2 separate regions of the Homo sapiens genome follow, and region 1 is linked to region 2. Evidence: chromatin loops called from intact Hi-C (ENCODE). Cell type or tissue: PC-9. All regions are shown on one strand. Links, peaks and the distances in the headings refer to the core of each region. The heading gives the core; the rest is flanking DNA.

What was found. Hi-C counts contacts between places; a loop is a spot of excess contacts. Peaks named below come from ENCODE experiments on the same cell type or tissue, not always from the same donor. Only the 100,000 strongest peaks of a DNase experiment are listed, where the experiment ranks them.
Region 1: it touches region 2 in a loop (12-fold over the local background); 1 of 110 quality-filtered maps calls a loop at or near these places.

The regions. Positions count from the first base shown.
Region 1 is chr6:150,718,396-150,723,716 of GRCh38, reverse strand. All of the region lies in intron 2 of PLEKHG1 (pleckstrin homology and RhoGEF domain containing G1), which reads right to left. Among named protein-coding and RNA genes, the nearest start is that of PLEKHG1, 120 kb to the right of the region's middle. In PC-9, for the core only: CTCF peaks have their summits at 2,511 and 2,722; a DNase peak (open chromatin) is centred at 2,706; H3K27ac peaks cover 2,629 bases.
Region 2 is chr6:150,664,534-150,672,524 of GRCh38, reverse strand. The region is part of intron 2 of PLEKHG1 (pleckstrin homology and RhoGEF domain containing G1); the gene reads right to left. Among named protein-coding and RNA genes, the nearest start is that of PLEKHG1, 69 kb to the right of the region's middle. In PC-9, for the core only: a CTCF peak has its summit at 3,887; a DNase peak (open chromatin) is centred at 3,914; H3K4me3 peaks cover 881 bases; H3K27ac peaks cover 1,849 bases.

The sequences.
Region 1 (5,321 bases), core at 697-4,696, 53 kb before region 2:
ACAGGTGAGCCTTATTATGATACAGCTGCTACAATTCTATGTCAAAATTATCCTTAAAAAGCCCCCAAAACCAACCTCAATGCTCTTTCATGTGTCTCATTACTTTTTGAAAACTGTATAGATGGGGAAAAAAAAGCAGAGATTATATAACATCATGCTCAAAGTTGAACTATGAATCAGAGACTAGATTTTCTAACTTCTAGTCCATCCTTCCTTGTACTCATAAAATAGTAGGGTAGAAAAGGAACTTAGAGATCAGGAAATGAAGGACTCAACATAAGCTGCTTGTCTAAAGCACATGGTACCATATGCCAAAAGGGACTACACAGTGTGTGGCTATGTGTGCACAGGAATGCATATATCCACAACCCTCTGTATAAACACATTTCAGAGAACCAACCGGAAATTAAATTATGTCCTAATACTCCCTTTTGGTCAGAGGATTTGCATGTTTGCCCTGGCTCTGCACCCCCCGGGGTTTGTACTGATCTTTGCATCTCTGGTTTCCTTGTATGTGAGGCAGCTGGACTAGGTGACTTCTCCAAGTCTCATCCAATCTTTGGGCCATGACTCCAATCCTGAAAACCCAGCAAACCACTGGCTGTCACGACTGCACGGCCTCTTCCCAGCTGGAGGCACAGCACAAGCAGTGGCCCTCTAATAGCAGTTTCTTCTACATCCTACGAATGCCAGGTCTTGGATGATGAAAAACTGTGTATCACCGAGTTTTTCAAAGGCTAAAAAAATCTCTATTTGTAATTTAGATTAAATAATAATCTATGCTCCAGCTTTGCTTTGAACAGTACCTTCCTGTTAGTGTAAAATTATCAGTCTCAAGGCAGTAACTAAACAGTGATGGTTATATATACAAGCTCCATCTGTATGGAACGCACTCAGTTCCAAAACATCCCTGCACAGCTGGGAGGGAGGCACCAAGAGAAATAACATTTTCTTAAAGAAAAAGGAGGAGGAAGAAGAGGCAAATTCCAAGTGACTAACAATAGCACTCCAAACAAATAAATCCATGAAGTACATTAGACATGTTCTTTTAAAAAAGGAGGAAGAGGCAGGGCGCAGTGGCTCACGCCTGTAATCCCAGCACTTTGGGAGCCCAAGGCGGGCGGATCACAAGGTCAGGAGTTTGAGACCAGCCTGGCTAACATGGTGAAACCCTGTCTCTACTAAAAATACAAAAATTAGCCGGGCATGGTGGCGCGTGCCTGTAATCCCAGCTACTCAGGAAACTATGGCAGGAGAATCGCTTGAACCCAGGAAGTGGAGGTTGCAGTGAGCCAAGATCGTGCCACTGCACTCCAGCCTGGGTGACAGAGCGAGACTCAGTCTCAAAAAAAAAAAAAAAAAAAAAAGAAAAGAAAAAGAAAAAAGAAAAGGAGGCAGAGAAATTAAAGTGACTAGTAACAGAGATCCAAGTAAATAAAGCCATTTAGAAGGTACAATGTAAAATGATTAAATGTCACGTCTTCTCAAATCTTTAAAAGTATAGAAAATGGTCATAATATACAGTGAGTAAAATGGGTAGTTTAAAAAACATATAATACGATCCTAATTTTGAATTTAAAATGCGGCTTCTTTATTGTCTACATTAGAAATAGATTGAAGGAATATATAATAAAATGTTAACATCGGTTTTACTGAGTAAAACGAATAATTTTGTTCCTTTCATATTTCTCTGTAAATATCTCTTCTTCAATAGCTGTATTACTTTTATAATCTGAAAAAGTTATTTAAGGAAATTAAAATCACAATGTCAATTGGTGTCAGATATCTAAATATTTTAAATTAAAATAATTTTTATATTCAATATGTGATTAAGGAATGCTGAATATAAATATCTTTCAAAATGCATCATTAAATTCAAATAATGAAGCCAAATGAAATCAGATTCCAATGGACAACGGCATTGAATACAATCCACGCCTCCTTTGCCCCAATCATTGTTCCTCACAAAAGTGTTTCTTACCGAGAAACACTCAAAATGGAAACTGCATTTTCTTAGGCAACTTTGGTTGCCACTAGACTCAGACTAAACTTCATCACTGCAGTTGCTAAGCATACATTTGCAAACATTTATTTTGTTCCTCCAACTTTGACTGCATATGAACCTCAAAAAGAAAGCATATGAAAATGTTGGGCATTCGGCGCGTGACAACTGAGGATTTTAGAGTTCTCCCCAGAGTCAGATACATCAGCTCTCTAGATATTTCAACCTCACTTTAAGGAAAGAGCAAAATCAGATGAAACTAAGACAAAAACTATTGAAGACAGGCTGCAGTTCAGATGGAGGGGGAGAAAAAAATCATCTTCCAGACTTCAGTCTATCGCATTTGTAACAGAGAGTTTTCCTTGATCCAGCCAAGCTTCCGTCCCTGCACACTTGTGAAGAAAGCCCCCCCTGCGACCCCTTCTCACCTCGGTGGACCTCTCTGGCTGCTCCCAGAGGGAAGGAGCGTTTGTTCCTGCATCCTTTCTTTGGGGACACTCACATTAGCACCTACCTCTGCTCCACTCAGGCTTAAGCACATCGTCTGCCTTCAGCTGATGCAGTGACCTCAGTCAGGTAAAAGAAACAGCCTTTGCTAGTCTGTGCAGCGCCTTCCGTAGAAATATTGCATGAGTCAGCTTTTATCTCCCAAACCCAACACACAAAGGCTTTACAAAAACCTGATTTGCAACTTTCTCACTGCCTTTTTCCCCCTAGTGTGCAGACCACAGACTTCAGCATCACTAAGAGCCTTAAATGAAACATGACATCATTCAATTGAGAAACAGGACAATAGACACCACTGTGGGTAACTCGAAAATGCACACTTCACTGAGCAACACCCTACCACTTCCATTCTTTTGTGAACATCAAATACAACCCACACTCGCCCAAAGCTGCTGGGTTTCACCTTCCTGGCTCTGGCCACAGTTCTCATTAAACTCCATAAAATAAGCAAGATCTTTGGAGCTCTGAAATTTTTAAGTTCACTTCCTGAATCATGGGCTTGTTTCAAAGTAAAGGGACACATCTTTTCACTTTCAAAGTAAACGGACACATCTTTAAACTGAAGTTTTAAAATGCAGGTTGGGGTGGGGGTGGGGTGTGAATAACAGCCAGTGGAAGGCAGTTTGGATAATTAGTTTCTGTTAACAAGACACTTGATAGAATTTTAGGTGAACAAAGTTTAAGGAGAAAACATTTAAGGCTGACATTTAAAAAACATTTAAAAAGCGTATCTGAAGACAAATACCTAAAATTGGTATGTACATGCATTTCTTTGGAGAACAGTTAAGTTCTGTGATTATATATTCATAAATACTAAGTAGTAAAGACAGAATGATCTAGTATTCATACAATACTTTAGTAAGTGAGACCTTCCAATTATTTTGGGTTTTTGATTTCTCTAAGACCACCAGTCCTTCTTAAAATGCTATATCTATTTTTATAGAAAGATTCAGAAGGCGTATATTTGACAAAGATCTTGAGTTCTTTAAACGAAGGTCTCCAGAAGCACAAAAATGCTATTGAAAACTGATACCACTGCACTGTGGAACTCAAATTCAAAATATGGATTATGTCTTTGCATAGACATCTAAAACTGAACTATTTCAAAGGATGAAAACCCTTTAAATAGAAGTTCCATTTAAAGCATTCATTTGTGGTTATGGAAAACACCACTAGCAGATCATTCTTAACATAGCTATTTCTGTCATGCCTATTAAGTGATTTTAAACTAACAACATAATAGGATAATTTGTTTTAATGCTGATTTCCTTTCAAATCAGGCTGAACCTACACATGGCTATTTAAATAAGTGATTTTTAAAGGAAATAGTTCAGAAGACAACTTGTTGGAATTTCTCACAAAATTCACCAGTTTGATGGAAATCAGTAAATCCAGCATGCTGAGAAGGCAGTTTGAGAGGCAGGGTCCTCCCTGGGCTGTGGAGACTCTTCATCCTCTATTCTGGCCTCCACAGCAACCCCTGTGGCTTCCCACATCATGTCTGTGTCTCCCATACCAGTGCCTAAGCTGGGCTCTTCCCTCCTGCTCAACGAAGAGCCAGCTCACATCAAGCTCCCGTTTGATCTGCTACAACCACTCCAACCCACAGCTCTTTCCATTACTTTAACAGCTGTTTATTACACTTAGAGTAAGGATCATGTGGTCTCATATTTAATCGTTTTCTAAGTGTCTCACTCCTACCCTGCATGGTAGCTGTTGGGGGCAGGGAACCTTCCTATACCATAGATTTGATATTCTCGAGGCAGACACAAAGCTCTAAACTCTTAGATGGGATAAAATACACAGAGGTTCTAGGCTTCCTAATGACTCATCCATCGTGCACAGCCTCAGATCACAACACAGCTACTTTTAACTTCCAATAAAATTACATTGTACTTGGATTTTTTTTTTTGCTTTTTGCCAAGAAACATGTTTCTAAAGTGCTATTTCTGAGAGATTCCATGTATGTTAAACGTAAACAAAGACAGCAAAGTTGCTGTGTGTGTGGATGGTGGGCAGTTTGCTAAGCTTACCCACCAGAAAAGTGACAGTCCTGAAGGACAGCTTTGAAGTGACAGCGGGGGCCATATTGGGTCCTATGGGACAGTCATTTATTAGTTCATCCGCGGTTTCTGCTTTAGCAAAATCATCAACTTGTGTAAGTAAAGACCTCTCCTATAACTTGCAAATAAGTGAAAGCACCTAAACTGCATCTACAAATATCAAAGATTTAAAGTATGTTGAATTTCATTTTTTAAATATTAAGCTTTTTCAGAGCAGGGAATACACACACACACAAACACATTTTTTTTTTTTTGCCTTTATATTGATCCTAGTACCAAGTATTTGCTTGAATAAATTAACCAATGGATAGCGCATGAGGCCTGGGGAGGGATAATACATTCACATACTAGCAGGAAGGAAAAGAAAAGGGAAGAAAGGCCAGGCGCGGTGGCTTACGCCTATAATCCCAGCACTTTGGGAAGCCAAGGCAGGTGGATCACGAGGTCAGAAGTTCGAGACTAGCCTGACCAACATGATGAAACCTCGTCTCTACTAAAAACACAAAAATTAGCCAGACGTGGTGGTGCATGCCTATAATCCCAGCTACTCGGGAGGCTGAGGCAGGAGAATCACTTGAACCAGGGAGGTGGAGGTTGTAGTGAGCCGAGATCGTGCCTCTGCACTCCAGTCTGGGTGACAGAGTGACACTCTGTCTCAAAAAAAAAAAAAAAAAAGTAAAGGGAAGAAACACCTCCATTTATTGAGCAATGGTCCAGGTTCTTTCACACCTGAGAGCAGAGGCGCCTTC
Region 2 (7,991 bases), core at 2,375-6,374:
GCAACTAATGAAATATTTTCAAAGGATTCCACTTCTAAGACAATTGTGAAATCATCCTTAATCTCAATTTTCACTCATCTCCATGATCAAACAATATAAATGCTGTCTGGCTTCCCCTGGGAACTTAACGGGACATCGAGGAAAGCAGAGGAGGTAGCAGCAACTGCTAGACTTTGCACTGGACTTCCAAGCACCTCATAGCATTAATTTATTCATATGAACACCCGTGGAATCAGGCTCTAATTTTCTCCACTATATAGAGAGAAGGAGGGAGTACTTGCACAGCAGATAAAAGGTGAGTTAGGTGGGGGAAATATTGGGATTAAGACTTAGCATTTTCTTTTTCCATTACCCAAAGAGGGGTTCTTTGATAACATCTGCATATTTTTTTGTGTCCTGGAGAATAACTTCTCTATTATCAGGGACCCCTTGGCCCAAGGGACCACCACCAGCTCTTGACTGGCCTGCAGCACAAGGCTTCTGACTTGTCATCTCTTTACCACCCCACTTTCTGTAATTCATTCTCACCCAATAGCTAGTGAATCTTTAGAAAGCTGAACTGGATTCCATCACCCTCCTGCTTAAAACCTATAAATATAGTCCCATTGCATTTAGAATAAAAACCAAACTCCTTAACATGGTCTGCAAGGCTGTGCAAGAGCTAGTCCTCATCTCTCTCTCCAACCCCATCCCCACTGCTCACTGCCTCCAGCCTCACTGGTTTTCCATTCATTCACTCTTTCATTCATGTCCCAACTTCATGTAGGTCTTCCCTAGTCTTTTCCTGTGACTAGAATGTGATCTCTTAGAGCATCCTGGTCTCTTCATTCATAGCACTGACCACAATTTAAAATAATATACTTGGGGTTTTTTAAACTGTTATCTTTCAGCTCCACTAGACTCTAAGCTTCTTGCAGGTGTCACTACCAATGTAAGCACTGTCTCCTCAGCACTTACTACAGTGCCCGGCATATGGAGTCCTTCCATAAATGTTGGCTCAGAGTGAGCAAGTGATTTCTGACTTGACCAATTCCTCAACAGTCTGGGGCACTGGTTCCTTCTTACCCATAATGGCTCTGTCCTTTCCTCTTTTAAGGAATACTCTAGGACGGAGGAAAAAGAAGCAACATATGGTGTGGATGCAGTGAACAGGGAACACTTCTACACTGCTGGTGGGAATATAAACTAGTACAGCCACTATTGAAAATACTGTGGAGATTCCTTAAAGAACTAAAAGTAGATCTACCATGTGATCCTGCAATCCCACTACCAGGTATTTACCCAGAGGAAAAGAAGTCGTTATTCAAAAAAGATACTTACACAGGCATGTTTATAGCAGAACAATTCACAACTGCGGAACCAACCCAAATTCCCATCAATCAATGAGTGGATAAATAAACTGGTGTGTGTGTGTATATATATATATATATATATATGATGGAATACTATGTAACCATAAAAAGGAGTGAATTAACAGCATTTGCAGTGACCTGGATGAGATTGGAGACTATTATTCTAAGTGATGTAACCCAGGAATGGAAAACCAAACATTGTATGTTCTCACTGGTATGTGGGAACTCAGCTATGAGGACGCAAAGGCATAAGAATGATACAATGGACTTTGGAGACTTGGGGGAAAGAATGGGAGGGGGGGGCAAGGGATAAAAGCCTATAAATATGGTGCAGTATATTCATGGGTGATGGGTACCACTAAAGAACTTACTCATATAACAACAACAACAATAATAAAATAACACAGAAAAAGAAGCAACATAAGCGTTAACATTATGTCATTTCCCTCAGCCAAATGGACTATGTGGGGTCAACAACCAACAGACCCTTTAGCTATCTATGTATGCTCATGTGGCCCAGGGTTTCCCCACTCTTCCCAGGATAAATAGGGAACTCCAAAGTTTTGCTGAATGAGCACAAGAATGCAAAAGCATTTTTTATTACCCTTAGTTCTAGGACTGACATGTTGGTACAACTCCAGGGGGCGCCCATGCTCAGATTTGTGACTGGTACTGGTAGCGCATGCTGCGGCTGTGTAGCGTAGGTGGCTGCCCTGCTCAGGGCTTCGATGTTGTCCTTCTGGGTTAGCCTTCCATCTCTGTGCCTTGTTCTTAGGTTTACTCTTTATTACAAACGCAACGTTTATCTTATACATGGCTTTAAAAATATGAACAAATATGAACAAAATAGAACATATTCCTTATAAAGTCAATGAAATAAAGGTCAGTGGAAGGCTATGAAAAGAAAAACCTGTGTAAGTTGATTTTTTATTAGAAAAAAACCCACAATGTTACTGATTTTTGAAAATTGATTCCTCATTGTTTATTTACTTTGAAAACATAAACATATGTGAAAATACTGTATAATCAATATTTTTCTTCTATCAAAATCCATGGGGCTTATGAAGAAAAATAAACAATTATCTCATTGAGGACCAAGGGTAAAAATTAATAAAGCCACTGTTTTCTTTAAACACAAAAATCCCTTAGTTATCCCAGGAATGGTTTGAAAAGGAAATTAGAAATACATTTTAGGATCAAAATCTGGGTTATGGCAATGTCCACATGAAGAGCATTTTTGGTAAGGACCTGATTGAAGTTTAAGAAATCATTCTTGGCCAGGCATGGTGGCTCACGCCTGTAATCCCAGCACTGTGGGAGGCCGAGGTGGGTGGATCGCCTGAGGTCAGGAGTTCGAGACCAGTCTGGCCAACATAGTGAAACCCTGTCTCTACTAAAAATACAAAAAATTAGCTGGGCGTGGTGGCAGGCGCCTGTAATCCCAGCTACTCGGGAGGCTGAGGCAGGAGAAACGTTTGAACCTGGGAGGTGGAGGTTGCAGTGAGGCATGATCGCGCAACTGCACTCCAGCCTGGGCAACAAGAGCAAAACTCCCATCTCAAAAAAAAAAAAAAAAAAAGAATAATTCTTTACACAGCATAGGATGATGCCGAAAGGACTAAATACACAGTTCCAGTAACTTTGACATCGAGTAAGGTATTAAAAGTAATTTAGGCAAAAATTTAACCCCAAAGAACGTCGCGTTATTTTATCCATTAGCTAAAGGGTTAATTCTCCCCACAGACTGAAGCCTTATGGGTTCAAGCTGATGCAATTATAAGGGAGTTAGACATCAAACTAGGTCAGAGAATGACCTCGGTAGGCAATCAAAAACCATCTCAGAAGCCTCTTCAACCCCCCATCTATCCAGGCAAAAGTCATCTTTTCTCCTCACTCCTACTCATTCTGTACAGCAAAAACACATCCCAGCTATCTACAGTGATGTGTCTTCAAGGCTTTCTCCCCTCTCTATTTGAGGGCTAGATCTAAGTCAGGAGCCTCCTTTTGTCTTTCCTGAACCCACAGTGGGGCTGTGCAAATGTTTGAGTTAAAAAATGAACATCAGTGTTTACAGGGATCTTATTTTAGGCTTTCCTCAGAACTAAGTAGGGGAGAAACAAAGAAAAGCCTGCAAAAAAAGGCCCTAGTTAAACTGTTTAAAAATAAATCCAGATTAACAATGGCATGGAGTCATCACTGCAATAAAATGCAAAGATGACGGCCAGATACTTGAGCTACATTGCTCACAATAATTCAGCTGCCATTTTATTTATATTTAAGGTCAAATAAGACAAATCTTGTTTTGTATTACTTTGTACAAAGCAGGGGGACTAGAGAGAATTTTACATTTCATATCATCAGAAGACTAAAATATTTTTCCAGAAACAAATCAAAATTTAAATAAGTGAAACATGAAATTTTTAACCTTTACCATACTCTGCCCTACAAATAATCAACTTATTTTCAGTGATTACACATAAAGCATTCCGGTTTTAAAGTCCTTTGTGCTAGAGTTTCAGGTCCGGCCTGATTAGGAACACTGCGCCCAGCTGAGTGGAATGTGGAACTCCTACTTGGTCATCGGCCAGCAAGACTCCATGGCAACCACTATGTTTCGACAGATCAAAGGAGAGTTGAGCACTCAGGAATTGTCTCAGACTACCCAATAATAGACACTACATTTAATATGAGTACACTTTCTCAAATGGACCATTAAATTTTATTGTAGAAGAACTCAAAATATCATGTACAAAAATTCCAGAAACTTACAAAGGGAACTGTTGGCTCTCCAAGAAAACCATCATTCCTTTTTTTGGAACTGGACTACAGGGAGTTGAAAAATCTTTGAGGGAGCCATAAAGAATCCAATCACTTTTTACTTTGTTTAGATGGTGTTCTAGCTGTTGAAGGCTCCCATGATAATTTTGTGTTCTGTTTTTAGCAGAAGTTACAGGTAGGGCAGCCAATGCTTTATGTCTGCTTTTGGCAAGCACAAGCAACAGTGAGTTTCTCACTTCAGGCTATGTGTGGGCACATGAAACCTTCACTAATTCAAAGAAAGCTTTCACAGCCAACAGCAACCAGTTTAGAAAAACAGCAATGAGACTTTCGGCATCAATCTTCACTTTCATATTCCTGGAAAGACCTATTGCACGTATTTTAGCCGCCCTTGTATACAAGATAATCTTCAAACCTTCTGCTCTGAATTCTTTTTTATACACACATCTTACAAAAAGACAAGAGGCCTTGAACATTTTAATACCTGCTGATGGGCTGGAAAAGCTTTTAAAGGAATAAGTAGCACTCTACCACAAGAAGACAGTATTTTTACTTGTGACTGCTGATGGATTCACTATCCCTTGTAGTTCTAAAGGAGAGTCACCTCTACTTTTCACAGTTTCATTTATTTGCAGACTTCTGAATTCAGCTTTTCTAAAAGTTCTCTAGCAGCATAGAGGGTGTGTGAGGAAAACCGGGTAATATTATTTCCTAGGCAATTTTAATGCAAATTCAATGCAGGAAAATATTCCTGCTTGAATTAATAAAACATTGTTTAGCCAAATCTGTTGCAAATAGGAAAAAGTAGACTGCTATAAATAAAAGTAATAAACCACAGGAGGCTGTCCTTGGATTCTGTACTTCAGACTACTATTTTCCAAGATACCTTATGATCCTAAATTGTAACAAACAGAAGTATGTTCTGCCTTGAACCCCATTTTAGTGTCATATTAAGACAACATAATGCTGTTTAGTACATATATGTTGAAAACACAAGACTTGGCTGAACAGATAATAGAAACAGCCTTTTCAGAGTCAATCCTTAGTCAAAGGCTAAGTATTCACAAAATCATATGTAGAAACTCTTTTTAAAAAAATTATGTCCGCAGCAATATAATATTTAAAAAGACTGGTGAGCAAACATTTTAGGGATGCTAAAAACTTGAAATATTAGTAGTTAGCTAACTAAAGGTGATGCAGACCCAACCCTAATATATGTTTAGACAGGCCCAGTTTTCATGCTATATGATTTAAATAGCTTGGCATCCCTAAGCATTGTACACACACACACAAACACACACACACCCCCTTTTGGAGAAAATTTAAAAATCTTATCAGGCTGGGCGCAGTGGCTCACGCCTGTAATCCCAGCACTTTGGGAGGCCGAGTTGGGTGGATCACGAGGTCAGGAGATCGAGACCATCCTGGCTAACGCGGTGAAACTCCATATACTAAAATATAAAAAAATTAGCCGGGTGTGGTGGTGGGCACCTGTAGTCCCAGCTACTTGGGAGGCTGAGGCAGGAGAATGGTGTGAACCCGGGAGGCGGAGATTGCAGTGAGCCGAGATTGCGCCACTGCACTCCAGCCTGGGCGACAGAGTGAGACTCCATCTCAAAAAAAAAAAAAAAATTATCAATGCAGCTGGTATGATGGCAACTGTATGAAGCTAGAAGGCAAGATATCTTGATTCCAGCTCAGTCTCTGACATGAACTTGCTGTGCACGTTTGATGGTATTGCCAGCTCTCTCCAGACTGCAATTTTCTCATCAATAACATGAGATACTTAGGAGTAGGTCTTTTCTGTGTCTGCAATGAACACCTAGGTACTGCAGAGGTGAGCAAAGGGAGTGGTAGAGACACTGGGCTCATTGGTTATCTGATCCTGCCCCAAGCAGAGAAGATGGAGCAAGCTGGCAAACAGACGCAAGTTAGCAATGAACGGACCAACACAGCCGAAGCAGAGGGAGTGTGGGATGGGGAAGTGACAGGAGCTGCAGCTGGTCAGACCATGGAAACCCTTGAGGGTGGGAGACAGTGTTATCCTGTGGCGAACTCAGTGTAATGAGAGGAAGGCCAAGTTTATGCTTGTTCCTAAACTCTCTTCCCTGGGCGCCATTCCAACCTGAATGCATCAGTTGACTTCAGACAACCACAACTCCATTGGATTGCAGAAAGTGGAACATCTGACCCTTTTAATACATTTTGTCCAGGAAGCTGCATTATATTTATAGAACTTGACTCTTTTCATCCAGAGTACTGCCAGGGTAGAGGAAGGACTCAGAAGAAACCACATATTTCTGTTGCTATGCTTTTGTTTTTTAACAGGAAATTGTTGTCTAAACGAGAGCATTTCCAACGTGGAAAGACATGAGGGGGACATCAGACCACCTACAGGATAACCATTACACAGGAGAGATGGAGGCAAGGCCCCACCCCATCATGGGCAGATGGCTCAGTGAGGCCAAGTTTATACATTATGGATTCCTTTAGCCTTAACTGTGCCTTCCCCTTATGACTGAGCTCCTGTGGGCTTCCCATGCTACCCCAACCAACTCCCCTGGTTGGCCAAATCATAGGGAATAAAGGGACAAATGCCAGAAGCAGCTGGGAATTTTACCACTGATTCTATAGTTGACAGAAACCAGAGCATTTCCCCAAGAACCTGTGCTGATGCAGTAAAGAAACTGAAAAAAAAAAAGTCCCCCTGCTCAGCCTTCATATTAATATTTTTATTTTTATTTTTATTTTTATTTTTATTTTTTGAGATGGAGTCTTGCTCTGTTGCCCAGGCTAGAGTGCAGTGGTACGATCTTGGATCACTGCAACCTCCGCCTCCTGGGTTCAAGCGATTCTCCTGCCTCAGCCTACTGAGTAGCTGGGACTACAGGCACGTGCCACCATGCCCAGCTAATTTTTTGTATTTTTTGTAGAGACAGGGTTTCACCGTGTTAGCCAGGCTGGTCTTGAACTCCTGACCTCGTGATCTACCTGCCTCGGCCTCCCAAAGTGTTGGGATTACAGGCGTGAGCCACGACATTCATTATTAAATCAAATCATTACTGCCTTGATACAGGCAGGAAGAAAAGTTCTATTTTTTCTATTATATTAGCTTTCTCTTCTAATGACGTAGTGTTTTGGGGAAGAGTGGGTGACAATAGAGGCAAGAAGAGCGATAATTTATTTAAGTAACTTGCAACCTGCAAACAGATTGTGTTCTAAATCATTCTGAGCCCAGACTTCAAGTCTGGAACCCAGTTTCTCACAGATCATGCATAAGGATAAATGTGTTCCCAGATCACCTATATTGGTCTATTTAACTCGGGCACTAAATACCCCAAGGAGCCTGTTCTCCCGGTTGCAACCTATCTCTACCCAGCTGTCCTCGCCAGCAGCTTGGAAGCCATTCTCAGCAGCCCAATTATTGGCCTTATTGTCATCTGGCTCTGTTCCCACAGCCTATGTCTAAATCCTAAAGACAAAGGAATGGAAAGCAGAAAGTAACAGAGTAATCTGATAGAGTAACTGTCACTTAAAACTCCCCGAGATAGAAGCATCTCCCCCAATTCTGCGATGAATGTGGTATGATTCTTGCACGTATCCCAAAGAACAAAGCCCCAGTTGGCCCAGGGCGGGCTCTTGTGCTTGAGTGATTCTAGATGGCGGTGTCAGCTGAACTGCCAGCACCTTCCAGTCAAGGAGATTCAGCGACCTGGACCAGAGAAGAAGACACCACCACAGCCCTTCACAACACGAGACACCCCCACCACAGTGCCATGAAATGCCTTGAGGGACTCTGAAGAAGGAGGGAGAGTCTGCAATAGTGTGTAGAGATAAGAGCCAGGGATTCACAGATTATAT